3 separate regions of the Homo sapiens genome follow, and regions 2 and 3 are each linked to region 1. Evidence: read pairs that join two places in POLR2A ChIA-PET (ENCODE). Cell type or tissue: K562. All regions are shown on one strand. Links, peaks and the distances in the headings refer to the core of each region. The heading gives the core; the rest is flanking DNA. Region 1 overlaps DGCR8 (DGCR8 microprocessor complex subunit). Region 2 overlaps ARVCF (ARVCF delta catenin family member). Region 3 overlaps ARVCF (ARVCF delta catenin family member).

What was found. ChIA-PET counts read pairs that join two places held together with the same protein. Peaks named below come from ENCODE experiments on the same cell type or tissue, not always from the same donor. Only the 100,000 strongest peaks of a DNase experiment are listed, where the experiment ranks them.
Region 2: POLR2A ChIA-PET joins it to region 1 with 5 read pairs; 13 of 35 experiments call an interaction of 5 or more read pairs at or near these places.
Region 3: POLR2A ChIA-PET joins it to region 1 with 6 read pairs; 8 of 35 experiments call an interaction of 5 or more read pairs at or near these places.

The regions. Positions count from the first base shown.
Region 1 is chr22:20,099,390-20,105,343 of GRCh38, reverse strand. All of the region lies in intron 9 of DGCR8 (DGCR8 microprocessor complex subunit), which reads right to left. Among named protein-coding and RNA genes, the nearest start is that of MIR6816, 12 kb to the left of the region's middle. In K562, for the core only: a CTCF peak has its summit at 2,946 (motif pointing left); a DNase peak (open chromatin) is centred at 2,942.
Region 2 is chr22:20,007,647-20,013,494 of GRCh38, reverse strand. ARVCF (ARVCF delta catenin family member) reads left to right here. Exons shown (of 20, transcript NM_001670.3): 2 at 2,987-3,040. Among named protein-coding and RNA genes, the nearest start is that of ARVCF, 6.3 kb to the left of the region's middle. RefSeq lists an enhancer at 1,993-2,817. In K562, for the core only: no CTCF peak of the experiment used is centred there; DNase peaks (open chromatin) are centred at 1,594, 2,108, 2,864, 3,684 and 2 weaker places.
Region 3 is chr22:19,972,104-19,978,057 of GRCh38, reverse strand. ARVCF (ARVCF delta catenin family member) reads left to right here. Exons shown (of 20, transcript NM_001670.3): 8 at 1-100; 9 at 472-643; 10 at 1,335-1,352; 11 at 2,301-2,372; 12 at 3,819-3,946; 13 at 4,265-4,415; 14 at 4,741-4,939; 15 at 5,022-5,133; 16 at 5,231-5,321; 17 at 5,647-5,700. Among named protein-coding and RNA genes, the nearest start is that of MIR4761, 11 kb to the right of the region's middle. In K562, for the core only: no CTCF peak of the experiment used is centred there; DNase peaks (open chromatin) are centred at 2,517, 2,937, 3,437, 4,997 and 4 weaker places.

The sequences.
Region 1 (5,954 bases), core at 1,337-5,336:
CACCATTCTGAAGTCTGAAATCAAGGCCTCAGCAGGGCCATCCTCTTTCAGAAGCCTCTAGGGAGCCTCTGCCAGCTCCTGGTGGCCCCGGCATCCCTTGGCTATGGCAGCATTGCTCCGATTTTCATATGGACTACTAGCCCTGCCCCTCCTCCCTCTTCTTAGAGAAACACCAGACACACTGGATCACACCACTGCTCTGCTTCAGTGTGATCTCATGTTAACCTAATTCTATCTGCAATCATCCTCTTTCCAAAAAAGACCACACTTTGAAGCACTGGAGATTACCCATCAGCCACACCCTCACAGTGCTTCCCCCACTGGCCCTGTTCTGGAGGGGTCTGCAGGGACCTGGAGCCTGCCTGGCCCATGGGCAGCGAGGAAACCTAGAATCAAATGATTCACACGCCTCGCTGTGCAGGCTCCACAGTGTGCCAAGCCCGCTCCACAGGGACACTGGCCCTACAGACAGGGCAGTGGGCAGCTCCTCTGCCCTCGCCGCTCCAGCAAGCAGCAAGGCCAACTCGCTGCAACTGCATAGAAGAGGAAGGCACTAGCCCTGAGGTTGGCAAGCGAAAAATCCTCGAGGTATGGCTTGGCTACTGTCTTCAAATAGGTCCCCAGAAGACACTGCTCCTCTCAAGTGCACAAATCAACATGGGTCTTTTTCCAGGGAAGGTCACTCACCAAGACATCAGGCCCTGGAACCTCAAGGGTTTGTCAACCAGCCAACCAATTAGCAACGTCCAGTGCTGTCGGCCCACAAGAACCCACATACCCCACGGCTTCGGGACTGGCCCTGGAGAAGCTGAGGCAGTGGCTGACACACACACAGCTAGAGAGCACGCTCAGAAGTTTCTGGCAAAAGACCGACGCCAGCCGGGCGCGGTGGCTCACGCCTGTAATCCCAGCACTTTGGGAGGCCGAGGCGGGTGGATCACGAGGTCAGGAGATCGAGACCATCCTGGCTAACAAGGTGAAACCCCGTCTCTACTAAAAATACAAAAAAAAATTAGCCGGGCGCGGTGGCAGGCGCCTGTAGTCCCAGCTACTCGGGAGGCTGAGGCAGGAGAATGGCGTGAACCCGGGAAGCAGAGCTTGCAGTGAGCCAAGATTGCGCCACTGCAGTCCGCAGTCCGGCCTGGGCGACAGAGCGAGACTCCGTCTCAAAAAAAAAAAAAAAAAAGACCGACACCAGGATGCCCTGCACCAAGCTGCCTGAGGCCACATGTGCTACTGAGGGTTAACCCGCCAGGGACAGGTGGAGGCTCCAGCTCATGAGAGCAGACAGATGGCAGAAGTGACCTGCAGACAAATCCCTGTTGCTTCTGACAAACAGCACAGGAGAAACCTAAGCAATCAGTGCCTGGCAGATGCCAAAGGACCGTGTGGGAGCACCACAGACGCCCGACACCTCTACATTCCACTATCTATATGAGATGGACCAATGCCTGGCAAGACACAAACTATCTCAGTAGCCTCAACAGCCCTACACCTGTTCAAGAAACTCAACAGTAGTTCAGAGTAGTCATAGTTATAGTTAGTAGTTCATACAGTAGTAGTTTAAAACTTTCCCATTAGGAAAACTCCAGGCCCAAATTTTAAGGAAGAAATGATACCAATCCTATATCTGTCCTGCCCTTCTGAAAAACTCAGGAGGAGGGCTACTTCCCACTTCGCTTGATGACACTACCCGTACCATGACCTTAACACCAAGAACACAGATGCAGCAGGGAACTAGCAAATTAAAGCCATTAACACATGAAAAGGAACATATACCATGCCCAAGTAGGACTTATCCCAGGAACACATTTTTAAAAAAACAACGTAATTAACTACATTAACAAATTAGAGAAGAAAACTGGATAAGGAATCTACAGAAAAACTACTAGAATAAATCAGTGCAAATAAAACAAATTCTAGCTCTGTAAGCTAGCAATAAACAATCAATTGGAACTAAGGTACTATTCATCACAGTGCCATACATAAAATATTTAACTATAAATCTAGTAGAATATACACAGGGCCTGTGTGATGAAAACTGCCGACCACCCATGAAAGATATCAAAGAAGACCTAAATAAATGAACAGATGAACTATGTTTATGATTTGGAAAATCCAATATTGTTAGGATGTCCATTCTCCCCAGATTGATCTACAGGATCAATTCCAATCAAAATGCAGGCAGATTTTTTTTTTTTTTTTAAGATGGGGTTTCGCTCTTGTTGCCCAGGCTGGAGTGCAATGGCACAATCTCGGCTCACTGCCACCTCACCTTCCGCCTCCTGGGTTCAAGCGATTCTCCTGCCTCAGCCTCCTGAGTAGCTGGGATTACATGTGCCCGCCACCACGCCCACCTAATTTTTGTATTTAAGTAGAGATGGGGTTTCACCATGTTGGCCAGGCAGGTCTCGAACTCCTAACCTCAGGTAATCCACCCACCTCGGCCTCCCAAAGTGCTGGGATTACAGGCGTGAGCCACTGCACCCAGCCCAGAATTTTTTATAGAAACTGACATATTGTTTCTAAAGTCTACATGGAACAGCAAAGGAGCTAGAATAGCCAAAACAATTTTTTGAGAAAGAATAACGAAGTTGGAGGACTCCCAGTATCAAGACTTCAAGTCATCAGGAAAGTGTGGCATCAGGAAAAGGACACACAGCTCGAAAGACAGTAGACAGCCCCAAAACAGACACACTTCCACGGTCACCTAGTGACTGAGAAAGGTGTGAGGGCAATGCTAACATAAGCGTGCACCTGCCACACAGCCCAGCAACCCCATCCCAAGGGTTTACCTGAAGGAAACGAATCCGCCCATCACACACAGACCTGGACGACCTTACAGCAGCCTTACTGCCCATCACCAAAACCCAGAAACCTGTCAGTGTCCCTCAAGGAAGAATGGAGAGACGCACTGAGGGGCACAGCCACCTGGTGGCCAGCACTCAGGAGTACAAATGACCACACGACGGATGCGTCACACCACACCAAGCCAGAGGCCAGGTTCAAAGGCTACGTACCAGGTGACTCCACTAAGAGGACATTCAGGATCTGGCAAAACTACAGGGGCAGTTCAGTGCCCACCAGAGGATACAGGTGGGAGAGTTTGACCAACAAAGAAGAATGTTGGAATGTACAGAAATGTTCTGCATCTTGATTGCAGTGTTGGTTACATGACTGTGTATTTGTCAAAACTCACAGTACTGTACCAAAAAGTGAATTTAACTCTATGTAAATTTTAAAATAAGATGAAAAAAAAAAAAGAAAACACTTGGTCACTAATACCTAAATTTAATAGCCATGAACCACCAACCCACAGCTAGCAACAAAATACCAAGAGATCACCACAAGCTTTGTGAAAAGGAAATGATGCCAGTTGTTCCTTTTTTCCCTTTTTAATCAAGTAGCATACACGCGTGGCCACCACACCTCACAGGCATCAACCCGCCCCTCCTGACATGTCAACCCCACCTCCGGAGTCCACACAAGGAGGGGATACTACCCCACGCCCCAGGCTGTCCAGGGGACAGTCCAAGGACAGGTGTTGGCACCTCTGCACAGGCAGCTGGGAGGAGCAGGGGGCGGGGACACAACCTGAGAGCCTCGCTAGGGAGGACCAGCAAATAGAAACTTCCCAGGAACAGGAGATGGCCACCCCTGTCTAAACACCCCCACCACCCTACAACGGAGGGAAAAGCTACTTTCCCCTCTGACAGATTTTTAAATGGGGACATCACAGATGACATATATACATTTTTTTTTTTTTGAGACATATTCTCGCTCCGTCGCCCAGGCTGGAGTGCAGTGGCGCAATCTCAGCTCGCTGCAAGCTCCGCCTCCTGGGTTCACGCCATTCTCCTGCCTCAGCCTCCCGAGTAGCTGGGACTGCAGGCGCCCACCACCATGCCCGGCTAATTTTTTGTATGTTTTTAGTAGAGACGGGGTTTCACCGTGTTAGCCAGGATGGTCTCGATGTCCTTACCTCGTAATCTGCCCGCCTCGGCCTCCCAAAGTGCTGGGATTACAGGCGTGAGCCACCGCGCCCAGCCCACAGATGACATATATACAAATAAGAGGGTCAAAGAGCTTCTCAGGAGGGGCACATACAAAAGGCACCCTAAACCAAGGCATGGCATCATAAAAACACACGGTCTTCTCTCAGGTTCCCAGAACAGAGTTCTTAAAACCCTGAGGATTTCCTGAGTGCTAGGTTTGTCTTTTGTGATTCAAAACGACCCCACCACAGAGCTTATGCTGAGGAGGTGGCCAGGGTGGGCTCCCCGGAGAAATCAAATGTGTCAGTAGAGGGGAGGAACTTTCAGCCCTTCATGAAAAATAAGTTTCATAAGTAAAATTTTTCCTGAGTTCCTGAGTCCTAGCAAATTTCCAAGCACGAGGAGGGGTCCTGTGCCGGGTGGCAGGGGCCCCCATTTGCGGCTGGCACAGGAAGTGGGGGCAGTCCCACGAAACTGAGCTCCTTACCTGGGGAGATATGACGCTAGCTCCAGACAGGCTGCAGTGTGGGAGGATCGGAGTAGGGGTGTGGAAAAAGCCCCAGGCAGGGGAGTCTACAGCGGAAGCCACCACATGCCCCACCCCCATGTCCTTCTCCACCTGGGGAAACCTCTTCTTTCTCAGACTACTTTGCAATGTGGTTTCTGCAAAGCCTCTCCACTTCACAGAAGAACCCCAGAGTGGAGGCTGAGAACCTGACTCCCCGCTGGGCCCTCTCCTGGCACCAGAAACCACAGTGGTTCATGGACATTTCCACCACCCCATAGCAAAGAACAGGCAGGGCTTTTACTCAGACAGGAAGGCAGCGTGAGACCTACACAACTCAGGCACCATCGTCTGCAGCAACCCATACTAAGAGTTTTGGTGGGCCAGGGTCTACGCAAGCACTTCCCCAGAGGGCCTTGGAAGCCTCCCTGGGAGCCATATTTCCCACGGTTGGGTCACTCAGAAATAAAATCAAATGTGGCCAGGTGCAGTGGCTCACGCCTATAATCCCAGCACTTTGGGAGGCCAAGACGGACGGATCACGAGGTCAAGAGATAGAGACCATCCTGGCCAACACGGTGAAACCCCATCTCTACTAAAAATACAAAAATTAGCCGGGCGTGGTGGCGTGCACCTGTAGTCCCAACTACTCAGGAGGCTGAGGCAGAAGAATCGCTTGAACCCAGGAGGCGGAGGTTGCAGTAAGCAGAGATCGAACCACTGCACTCCAGCCTGGCAACAGAGCGAGACTCCATCTCAAAAAAAAAGGGACAAATGTGACTCTTCCTGGAACAGCTAGTACTTGGAGACTGTGCTTGATCCACATGTGGTCTGCAATCTGTCTGTAGCCTGTCCACGATGAAGCAGTTACATAAAGCACAGAAAACATGTAGAAACTTGAGAGCAAGAGACTAGGTGTGGTGGCTCACGCCTGTAATCCCATCATCCTGGGAGGCTGAGGCAGGAGGACTGCTTGAAGCCAGGAGTTCAAGAAACTTAAGAGCAAGTTAGTACTACCATAGACACTTAACCATATTTTATAACAGCACCAGTCCACAAAGATGAGAAAACTTTACAAAACCCATCCTAAAGTAGTTCTGGAATGGCCGAATAAGGACCTCCAAAATCTGCTCTCCTCCATTAAAGCAACAAGAACACTAGCAAAAATGGTCAGAATTAATTCTTTCAGAACCCTGGAAACTAAAGAAAGGCTTTCAACAATCTGAGGAGTGTTGATTCAAGAAAGACAACGAGTCTTGCTAAGAACAAGGAGTTGCTGGCATCTTAACTCGCCCCATTCCCAGCCCTTCTCCCCAGCTCAGTGGTAGCCACTCAATGGAGAACGGGTCCTCAAGGCCCCAGGCCCAGAGAACTGTCACTGTTGGGTTTACCTGGCCACCCTCTGGAAAAGCCTCATGGCAGGATTTGTCTTTATTTGATCTCACTCAGTGAAA
Region 2 (5,848 bases), core at 74-4,073, 91 kb after region 1:
GGCCTCCAAGCCGCCTATTGAGGGCGTGGAGTTGGAAAGGAGCCAAGCAAGGCCCCTCGGTACCCCCAACATGCTTGGTGCAGGCAGAAGGAAGCCTGAAGGCCAGCTGGTGGGTGACCACACACAGGCTCAGCAGGGACAGTGAAGGACTAGCCCTGTGCCTGCGTAGCCCCAAAAGTGCAGTGTCCTTCAAGTGTGTGCCCAGGGGCCTCCCAAGCCTTCCCAGGTGTGGTCTGTGCCTCAATGTCCACAGCAGAAGTGGGCGTGTTCTCACTATGTGCCCAGGGTGGCAGCAGGCCTAGGAGAACACTCGGTTTTGCTGTAGTGGACAGCATTGTCATTGAGCAGCATGGACCTTCCCTGTCCACTGGCCACGGGGCACTCCATTCACCTGCCTGCATTGGCTGTTGCCAGGGCATGTTCTCAGCTACCTACAGTCAGTGTCACCTCGCGCTCATAGAGCAGGAAGCGAGGAGACTTGGGGAGGGGGTGGCCTGCTGAGGCCACACTGCAGGGAGTGCAGAGCGAGCTCACCTGGGCCCCTCATTGCCTACCCAGCCCAGGCTGCATCCTCCATCCCAGTTCTGGGCCCAGTGTGTACCCATGGGAGCTGCCCTGTGCCGTCAGCTATCCAAAGGACTGTAGCTTGCCAATCTGGCTGTGTGGCCTGGGCCAGGCTTATGCCCCAGTGTGAGACCTCTCAGCCCTCTGGTTGGACCATGGATACCGTGCCAGAACCACAGGGCTTACTAGGGCATCAGTGGGGTGTAGCCAGGGGCTGACAGAGCCCCATGGCCAGCCATCGGGTCTGGACAGTTTGGTGGGGAGACCCAGTGTGGGGGTCCCATGGCATGGGTAGGCCCAGGCCATCCTCACTGGGAAAAGGGCCCAATAAAGGGCGTGGTCATTCCCCCGCTTTGAGGCGGCTGGTACTGGGTCCTTGGCCAGGCAGGTGACCCCAGAGCTTGCAGAGCACTCAGGGGGGCTCCCCAAGGTGAGCACCTCCCCACCTTCCCATATGATCCTATCACTAGTTCTGCCTTCACATCACTGTCCTGTCTGTCGTCCCTCTGTCCGTCCACTGCCCAGAGCTCCCTTAGGTTGTCCACAGATGCTCTGCTCTGCCCCTGCCTGTACGATGCTGATGTGCCTAGTGCACCCTTAGGAAGGATACCCACAGCTCTGGCTGCTCCTACCACTCAGCCTCCTGTGGTGCTGCTATCCTCTGCTCCCACCCATCTCCTGGGGGAAGCCCTCTCCAATGCCTCACTTGGACCCCTTCCCAGGGTCTGCTATTGGCTCTACCATATGGTTGCAGGTTCTTGGCCTGGCTGGACCCCATGAGGTAGGAGGCCCATGAGGAAGGACCCATGTTCTCCTTTGGTCACACTTCCCCAACTGGGTGGGGGGGGGGGACTTTGGGAGGCCTGGAGGCAGGAAGACCTGAGTTAAATCCTGGCCCAGCCCTTGTCTGGCTGGGACCCAGTTTCTCCATGTGTAAAATGGGGTATATAGCCAACCTGAGACACCTGGTAGAGTCAGTGAGATGACGGCTCACAGCCAGTGTGTCTCGGTTCTGTGGCACATGGTGACTCCGGGGGAGAGGCTGGTGCTTATCAGGGATAAAAAAAAAAAGTCACATGGTTCTCTGTGGTACAAAACCTATGTGAACACTTAAGCTAAAACCAGAGGTTTCCTAGAAATGTCACACTCAGAGCAAAAGCTGGTTCCTAAGCCTCAGACCTTGGAGTAGGAGCAGCATCTCCTCTTCCTCGGGGCGCAGTGCTGGTGGATGGGCTCCCAACCGGGCCTGCCCATCTCAGGTGCACACACACACTCATATTCACATGCACGCACATGCATATGCACATGTGCCTGGCTTGGTCCCCAGTTCTTCCCTGCCTCAGGCCCTGCATCCCACCCCCCATGATCCCACCCTGAGGCGTAGCCAGTCGCCCACCCTCACTTGGACCCCTTCCCATGATGAAGAGGCTGTCGTGAGACGGGGAAACACACCGTTGGGGCACCAGAATGGACCATGACCACAAAGGACTATTGGGCGGGGCCTCAGAACAATCTAGAAAACACCGTAGAGGCGGGGGAGAGAGCTCTCATTACCGATGTCCCCCAGAGACAGCCTCCCATCCGAGGCCCAGCCCTTCCCTGTCTGTCTGCAGTGTCCTGTTTTTCATTTTTATGACATGAACACTCTGGCAATATCCCCGGGCCTAGATATAAGGAGAGGGAATGTGTCCCCGGGGCCATTAGCTGAGACAGGAAGCCGCAGGGTCCTCCCCTGAGGAAGGCTGAAAGCTGTGTGAGTACAGGCACCCCCTTGTCTCCTGCTCCAGCCCATAAGCCTCAGCTCCCCAGGCTTGAGTGCCAGGTCCCCCATCCCAGACAAATGGTTATTCACACCTGGCCACAGCTCCAGGGCCAGGAACCTGCCTGCTTCCCCGCCCTCCCTGTACTGGAGACTGTTGGGGGCAGCTGCCTGCCTGGGAGGGCCCAGGATCTATGTTGGCCTCAGGGAACCTCAGGAGAGGCACGTGGCCTCGCCCACAAGGCGGGAGCGGACTCTAGGGAGGTGGAGCAGATGTCTTATGGGGCTGTGAGCACCTGCGTGGGGCAACAGGACCCTGAGCCTGGCTACCCTGGGGTGGGAATACTGCTGTGCTGTGTGTGATGGGGAAGACGTCATTATCAGTCCACATCTCTGAAGGATCACGTTTCTGAAGGATGGTCAACAGCATTAGACATGCTGACAAGGAACCGTGGCAGCCCAGTGTCACCTACAGTCCTGGACATGTGGGGGCAAGAAGGTACACATGAGTGTGTGGTTATGAGTCAGGAGCACCACGGGATGACCTTCAGATCAGGCATGACAAGGTCCTGCTTAGAGGACGGTCTGGGCTTGTGTACCTTTATCCGGCAGGGACCTACCCAGCTGGATTGACCTCACTCATGCCCTCTGGTTTCCCTGCAGGAGCCAGAGCCTGCAGGGTGGGTGTCGGGACATGCTGATCTTCCCTCAAGACAGGTGAGTGGCCTGGGTTTAGCTTGGGGACATCCTCTCCCACATAGGACAGCAGAGTGTTCTGGTGGGCCTGGCGGGTGGGGGTGACAGGGATGGACTGGCCCTGGACACTGTGTGCTCCTGGTCCTTCTCACCCTGGGTAGGCACAGCCCCTGGGCTGGACAGGGTGGATGTGAGGGCCTCCTGCCACCAGCTTGGGTTTGTTACTGGCCTGAATATGGGCAGCAGCCACTGGTTTGATGTCTGGCTTTAGGGACAAGCCTGTTTGGGGCTGGCTGACGAGGTTGCTGGTCAGTGTTGGTTTGGACATTCACTGGGTCTGCTCTTCACCTGCCTGAGCTAGGATGCCAGCCGCAGTGGCATCCAGTATTGGCACAGCCTGCTGGGCCAGGCCATTCGCTTGCCCCCCAGAGACTGGAGCCACAGGGACAGAGGATAGTCCTGGAGGCCAGGCACACAAAACTTTGTTTGAAAAGGTCTGATAGTAAGTAATTCAATTTTGCAGGCCTTATGGTCTCTGTCACAGCTGCAGTTCTCTGCCATTGTAGGATGAAAATGGCTGCAGACAGCCCATAACTGAATAGTCTGAATGTACTCTGATCACAGCCGTAGGCCATGTGTACTGGCCCGTGGCCTCAGGTGTTATCTGTGTTTGGGGTTCCTCTGCTTATCATGGCTGCTAGCTCCAGTGGGACTGAGGCATAGCGCCTGGGAAGCATGGCAGGGTTGGAGGCTGAGTGGTCCATGTCCCCCAGGACCCTCTGAAGGATGGTAAGGCATACCCTGCTCACATCCACGCTGCCAGAGTTTTGCCACGATGGGTGCTGTTCAGCAGAGTGGGTGATGGCTTAAGAGAATGGCTCCTGGCCATTCTTGTTCCTCCAGTCCCCACCCTGGCCATCTGCCTGTCCCCCCAAAAAGCAGTCTCTGTGGGAGGCATGGCTGACAGCCCTGTGGTTTCTCAGTGACAATTAGTGCCCATTGTGGAGGCATGGCCCAGCCAGTGCTGTGCCTAAGTGGTAGGGAGAAGGCCATGGCCTCCGGATGCCTGAGTGACCTAGGCTGAGGGATCTAGGGCAGATGGGAGGGACAGGATGACTGACTCCTTGCCTGTTCCCAAGTCCTTGGGCATGGAAAGCTGCCGGCCGGGCCAGCCTAGTGGGAGCTGGGTCTGCTGCCGCCTGGCTGTGTGGGAGGACCAGCGTCTGGCCGAGAATGTCACTGCTCAGGCCATTTGGCCATGCAGGGTCTTCTGGGTTGGGACAAAGAAGCTCAGGCAGGGTACTTGGCTTGCTTGTGGCACAGGTGACAGGGCATCTCAGGGTGGCAGGAGGGGCTGTCCCACTGCCCTTAACTCCTCGTAGGTCACCACACTTCAGGGAGGCCAGGTCAGCCAGACACCAAACGACAGCCCTGGTAACAGGGTCCGCAGGAGGGTGGTTGGCTGGGCAGGTCCGAGGCTGCCCAGGCACACTTGCTCACTCTCCCTCCTGTTGCTTGCTCCTTTCTTGTCCCTTCTTTTCCCTCCCCCCTCCAGTTCTTGGTCTTCTCTATGTTTCTCTGTGGCCCTCTCTGTGCCTCTTTCTCTGCCTTTCCCCATCTCCTATCCTGCCCATCTGGAATGTGGTGATTGCTTATTCCTGTCTGCTGTGGTGATTGGTTTTTCATGTCTGCCCTGGGCACTGGTGCGATGGGTGATGGCATTTGTGCCATCTCTGCTCTGGCTTGGGCAACCTGGGCTCTGGCTTGCGGCTGCCTGCTCTGCTGGGCCCTGGGGTGTGGTCCTGTCCACAGCGGGAGGCAGCTGGGGAGGGAGCCTCAGGGCTCAGCTGGGACAGGGGCTGATGTAAACACCCATGTGTCACCACACTCAGCACCCACTCACCCAGCCTCATGCTGGGTCCTGGGCATCACAGGCACATCAGGCCCAGCCCTGCCCCTGAGGAGCTCCCAGCCTGGTTGAGGAGATCCACAACACACAGAGGAACCAGTGGCCAACTGTGGGGTTACAAGATGGTGATGAGTAGCATGGCTCCCTTAGGAGGGGGAGCTGGGAGGGTGTGATGGGGTGGTGCGTGCTGAGACCAGGCCTGAGTGAGAAGGGCTGGCGGGGACACAGATGCCCTGCCGTTTCCCATAGCTGGCCAGCAGTGGTGTCCTCTCAGAGACCAGCACCAGCCTGGCCTCCTCCATCAGCCGCCGTGTGCCTGCAGGGGGTTGCGGCTTCGTCTCCTGCGGCCGCCTGGCCCCTATGACAGGCCTTCTCTTGGGTTTTGATGTGTTTCTCAGCCATTGTATGAGTCTTTGTATATTAAAGATATTAATTCTTCACTCCTCTTTCTGCCTACTGCACATTTTTCTCACCCTTTTAGTTTTTGTTTATGATCATTTTGATGTCAAAAATGTTTCATATTTTGTGGTGAAGTGTGTTGGATTTTTCCCCATTTTTAGATATTCCGTCTCTCTGTGTAGTCAACTCTCCCTAGCATGCAGCCAGATAAAGATGCACCTGTCTTTTCTTCTAGAAGGTATTTTTACTTTAGTTTTGTACACAGCATTTAATCTGTCTGTCTTAGTCCATTTTGGGCTGCTGTATCAGAATACCTGAGACTGGCTAATTCCTGAAAAACAAAGACTTATTTCTAACAATTTTGGAGATGGGGAAGTCCAGGATTGAGGGGCCACATCTGGCGAGGGCCTTCTTTGTCGCTACATCCCCCAGGAGGTGGCAGAAGGGCAGGAGCACACGTGAGAGAGCGCTGAAGGAGGCGGAACCCATCCTTTTATCAGTAACCTGCTCCCGAGATAACA
Region 3 (5,954 bases), core at 1,241-5,240, 130 kb after region 1:
TGCTGAGGCCCGGCGGCGACTCCGGGAGTGTGAAGGGCTGGTGGACGCGCTCCTGCATGCCCTGCAGTCGGCTGTGGGCCGGAAGGACACTGACAACAAGGTGGGCAGGGACGGTCACAGCCTCATACCAAGGGCTGGAGAGACGATCATGCAGGTCCCAGGAGGCTGGAACTGTGGGAGCAGCACAGGGGAATGGGCTTGTGGGTCTGGGGTGGCGTTCTGGGTGTGGCCCGCCTCGCAGTGACCACACTGAAGTGGGCACCGTCCTGCAGGCAGAAGGTGTGCCGTGAGGGCAGAGGCTTCCTCCCATGGACCCTTCCTGGCGGTTACCGCCCTTTTGCTCCCCTCCACTGAGGACTCCCTGTTCCTTTGCTCCCGGTGCCCTCATGCACACCAGCTGTGGCCAGTCTTTCCTGAGGGCCAGCCCTGTGCCTAGGGTGCCCTGCCCCACCCACTCACCTCTCCCTGCAGTCGGTGGAGAACTGCGTGTGCATCATGCGGAACCTGTCCTACCACGTGCACAAGGAGGTGCCCGGGGCCGACAGGTACCAGGAGGCCGAGCCCGGGCCCCTGGGCAGTGCTGTAGGCTCCCAGCGCCGGAGGCGGGATGATGCCAGCTGCTTTGGAGGCAAGAAGGCCAAAGGTGGGTGGGGCGGACTGGGGTATCATCTCTACCATCTCAACTCCTGCCCCAGCGGAAGGCTCTCTGTACACCCACAGCAGCCCATCATGGAGGCTAGAGGACACCTGGTCAGCCCCCAACAGGCAGGCAGGGAAGCCAGGAGTCAAGGAGGCTGGACTGCCCTGGGTCACATGGTTGATGGGACCCAGGTCCAACCTTCCCCATCTACACTGTGGGACCCCCAGGGAGTACACAAGGGAAACCAACCAATGCCCAGACCCAGTCTTTCTACTCCGGGGAGAGTTCCACTTGCCCATGAGTTGGGAAGGAGCCATGGCTGCTGCCTGCTCACTGTTCACAGAATAGCTGTAGACTGCCACCAACCTGTGGGGCAGCCCCCCATCTGCCTGGGCAAGATGCCCTGCACACCTTCTCTACTGCACTAGCAGGGTGTAGGTTCCCAGGACCTCCCCAGCAGCTGTGGGGGACCTGTACGCCACCTGCCCCTGCCCCACTGACCCCAGGCCTCCCTCTTCTTGTACCCCTGGTGGGTGCTCAGTGCCCAGAAGTGATGGGATGAGGTTCCACATGCTGCCTGCTTGATCCAGGGTGTGCAGTGGGAACCTGAGGCTTCCGGGAGGGCATGGGGGGGTGATGAGTGCTGCCTGTTCAGGCTCCTCTCCTCTCTCCTCTGCTTCCTCCGGCCTCCCAGAGGAGTGGTTCCACCAAGGTGAGTCCCTTTTTATCCTGCTCTCCAGGCCTGGCGTGTGCAGTGGGTACCTGGGAAGAGGCGAGCACGTTCCAGCCCCAGGGCCCTGCCCCACCCCTGGCTTCATCACTCGGGCTGCCATCTTTATGACAGTGGCAGGTGGGAAGGCCACGGGGCTCATTCTGTAACCTCAGACTTGCCTACCTGGGCAGAGTTGGGCAGAGCCAAGAGTGGGCAGGGCCCGGGGGTACTTATCTCTAGGGGCACCAAGGAGCAGTCTGTTTCTCTGATAGAATGGGGCATCATGTGGCTCGGAGGGATACAAGGGTCCCATGAGGGTGAGCAGGGCAGGGACCCCAGGTCATCTGGCTCCACTCTGCTGCCTTCTGAAGGGGTAGAAGCATCATCTGACATGGGGAGAGTGGTTGACAGTGGGCTCACTGTCACAGACGTGTGCAAGCCAGGGCTACACAAATGTTAGGTGGGCTGCTGTGGGGTTTCTCCTGGCTAGTAGATCCTGGGACAATGTCCTGACCCCAGCTGGGGGAGTTTCCCCCTAGTTCTGCCTTACTGTGTGACCCAAGTGAGTCTTGTCCTGGTCAGCCTTCAGTTTCTTGGCTTGTATCCACCTACCATCCAGCCAGGGCTCCTGGCTTCCCTCAGTCTACATACCTGGCAGTTGCAAGGGAGCCACCGGGAGGGTCTGTGGTACAGCTCCCAGCACCTGGTGGGAGATGAGTCCTAGGGGCAGGGCTGGGACATCCCCAGGCCCCACTGCCACCAACTCCTACCCCTAGGCTAAACTGTCTGCCCAAACTCTGACAACGGTGCTCCACTCCCACAGGTGCCCAGGCCTGGACATGGGGGTGCCTTTTGGGGCCTGGGTAGGAGAGAACTGTGCCCAACTCTCCTGATACACCCATTCCCCATATGGGGTCTGCCTCACCTCCCACCACCTTTCCCTTCCAGGAAAGAAGGATGGTGAGATGGACCGGAACTTTGACACGCTAGACCTGCCCAAGCGAACTGAGGCCGCCAAAGGTGAGTGGGCTGAGATGAAGCCAGCTCCACTGGGGGATGTCTGGGCTCAGGATTGCCCTGGTAGTGAAGCTTTGAGCCATCAAGCAGGCCTGGAGGGCCTCAGGGAACAGATGGGGAAACAGGCCCCTAGGTGCAGGATTTCCTGGAGGGTGATTCAGCACCAGGACACCTGCTGAGGGTTTAGAATGGGAGGAAGTGCCATGGGTCATGTCAGGCAAGGTTGGGGGAGACAGGCACAGAGAGGCCGAGGGCTTGCTCGGCCTCACGGTGCGTAAGAGGTGGGAAGGTTTGGAGGGACGCCTCCAGTGGAGGCAGGGCCTCCTGTGTTAGCCACAAAGCTGAGTTATCTGAGGGGGCTGGGAGCCAGGCGGGCATGCTCACATCCAGGTTCAGAGGCTGGGCCAGACGAACACCTGCAGGGACAGGGCAGTGCCTATTGGGCTGTATGCTGGGATCTGGCTTGAGAGAGAGGTCTGTCCTGGTGGGGCCTAGCCAGTTGGAAGAGCCTGCATGTCACCAGGGTGGAGGGCTCCAGCCGCAGGAGGGCTGTGGGGGAGTATTACAGGCAGAGCAGGGCTGATGCAGATACCCCAGCGGGGAGTGTGCTTGGAGTGTGTTGGAGCAGAAAGCCCAGCAGGGCAGGAGTAGAGGGAGCATGGGGCATGAGGACTGGCGAGGGTGTGATGAAATGTCACTGGGTGGGTACAGGGGAGATCGAGGTAGTACCCAAGCCAGGCTGAAGCCCCAGTTTGGAGACAGGCAAGCTTGGAAGGCTGTTTTGACCCCTCATTTCTGGAGCACTGGGCAGAGCAGCAGGACGGCGCCTCAGTTGCCCGGGAACTTGGAGTGGTTGCCAGGAAGAGTGCCTCCTGTTGCTAGGGCAGCTGCCCTGGTTGCACTGCATCAGTTGACTTACAGAGGGTGGGCTCTATTGTCAGTGGGGGAGGGTGGGCCCTGTTGCTAGGGGGCGTAGCTCTCTGCACAGCTTCAGTTACTGGTGAAAGCAGGTCCTCTTGCTAGGGGTGTGGCCTTGGTTATACAACTCTCAGTTACTGGCCAATGCTGGTCTTGTTGCCAGGGAGGGTGGGCCCTATTACCAGGGGCGTGGCCAGGATGCATAGCTTCAGGGACCTACCGGGAAATGCGGGTCTTGTTGCTAGGAGAGCGTTCCTGGTTGACACCTCCCTCCCCACCCCAGGCCTCCTGGATGCTCCTGCTGCCAGGCAGGTCCAACTGATTTGAGCCTCAGTTTGTTCCTCTGTGAAATGGGAACGCTTTTCCCCTTGGGTGACTATATGTTGATAGTAAATATTACGTGACTCATCCACACCCATCCCTGGCCCCAGCTCACCCACGCCCTGGGAGCTCTGAAGCGGGAAGCGGGAGGGGTATGATGGATGAGAGCAGATTCTGGGTGACCGTGGGTGGCGGTTGCCCTGCACCTAGGCTTTGAGCTGCTGTACCAGCCCGAGGTGGTACGTCTCTACCTCTCCCTCCTCACGGAGAGCCGGAACTTCAACACCCTGGAGGCTGCCGCCGGCGCTCTGCAGAACCTCAGTGCCGGCAACTGGATGGTGAGGGACCAGGTCGGGCAGGGTGGGCAAGTCCTGAGAGAGGGAATCCCAGGCACCTCACTGGTGCAGCTCCTGCCTCGGCTGGCGGGGAAAGGAGGGGCCACACCACCACCCCAGGATCCAAGAGGTGTATGGGCTGCGGGCAATGCGTGCACCCTGGACGGTGGGAAAACCTCGGTGGAGGTGCCGTTGAGCTTTTGGGGTAGGGCTTTGTCGGGCACGGGAGCAGGAAGGTCCAGCTGGAGAGAGCGGTCAGCGTCTGGAGGTGGGAGAGTGCCTGGCATGTATGTCTGAGCAACCCTCTCCCCGCCTCCGCAGTGGGCCACGTACATCCGCGCCACAGTGCGCAAAGAGCGCGGGCTGCCGGTGCTTGTGGAACTGCTGCAGTCTGAGACCGACAAGGTGGTGCGCGCCGTCGCCATCGCTCTGCGCAACCTCTCGCTGGACCGGCGCAACAAAGACCTCATCGGTGAGGACGCCTGCAAAGCCCACGCCTGGGCACCGAACTGTGCCTGCAGCTTTGGGGTCCCATCGGAGGGGCTTGGAGGATGAGTGGTTTGGGAGTCCAGGCCCCGGCCCTCTCGCTTGGGCGCTGTCCCAACTGGAGGTAGCTCCAGTCCCCCCGGCCCTGTCTCTGAAGCTCAGCGCCCTGCTCACAGGGGCTCCTGTGACCGCCTGCACACAGGCGGTCTCCAGGGGCTCTCCTGGCAGTGCCCCTCGCCCTCGCGGGATCCCTGCTCCTTCCTGGAGAGGTGGGGCAGAGGTGTGTTCTGACACCTAGTCCTGCCCCTCAGGGAGCTACGCCATGGCTGAGCTTGTGCGGAATGTGCGCAATGCACAGGCTCCGCCGCGACCGGGGGCCTGCCTGGAGGAAGACACCGTGGTGGCGGTGCTCAACACCATCCACGAAATCGTGTCCGACAGCCTGGATAACGCGCGCTCGCTCCTGCAGGCACGCGGGGTGCCAGCGTTGGTGGCTCTCGTGGCCTCCAGGTGTGGAGGGGCGGGGTCGGTGGCTTGGGGAGCCGCGGAGGTGGGGGAGGGGCCACCACTGACCCCGCCCCCGGCCCCACAGCCAATCGGTACGCGAAGCGAAGGCGGCGTCACACGTGCTGCAGACAGTGTGGAGCTACAAGGAGCTGCGTGGTACCTTGCAGAAAGATGGTTGGACCAAGGCGCGCTTCCAGGTGCGGCTTCCCTGGCCTTCCTTCCATTCCCTGCTCACTTTGCCTTATTCCCACTCCATGTGCTTCACCCACCCTGTGTCTGTGTTTTATGTCTCAGTCAGCTGCTGCTACTGCCAAGGGGCCTAAGGGAGCACTGAGTCCTGGGGGCTTCGATGACAGCACGCTGCCACTGGTGGACAAGAGCCTTGGTGAGTGGTGGAGCTTAGGGAGCCTAGAGGGTGGCGACCCCAGCTGCCCCAGTTGCCTGACCCTTGGGTGAAGGTGAAGGAGGAGTCAGGCCTCCCACTGAGACGGCTTCCATAGGCCACTTTCCCTGCCCTCTGCCTCTTGGCTACTCCCTTCCCACAGCATCCGCGCTGTTGTCAAGCTGGGGTGAGGCTGCCAGCTGGCAGAGGTTGGGCACCTTAGTGACAGAGAGCCTCTAGGGCTACCTGGGCCAGCCCTGTGTGGGCTTCTCTGCCCCGATCCCCCCTGGCTGCCACATGCAGCCCGTCTCCTCCTCCTGCCTTGCAGAGGGCGAGAAAACTGGCAGCCGGGATGTGATCCCCATGGATGCGCTGGGCCCAGGTGAGTGCAGATGCAGTGTGGTTGGTTTTCTGTGCCGGGAGGGGACCAAGGCCTGAAGTGGGCCTGCTGGTTTTATGGGGTGTAGATGGTGCTGGGTGGAGGAGAGATATTTGGTTTAGGGGTGCTTAGAGGGTGAGGTACAGGGCAGCTAGAGAGGGATTAGTGCTCAGCCAGGGGCTCTGACCCACAAGTGGAGGGGAGTCTGGAGAGTTGGCAGGGTGTTGGTGAGAGCTGGCACCAGCCTGGATCTCCAG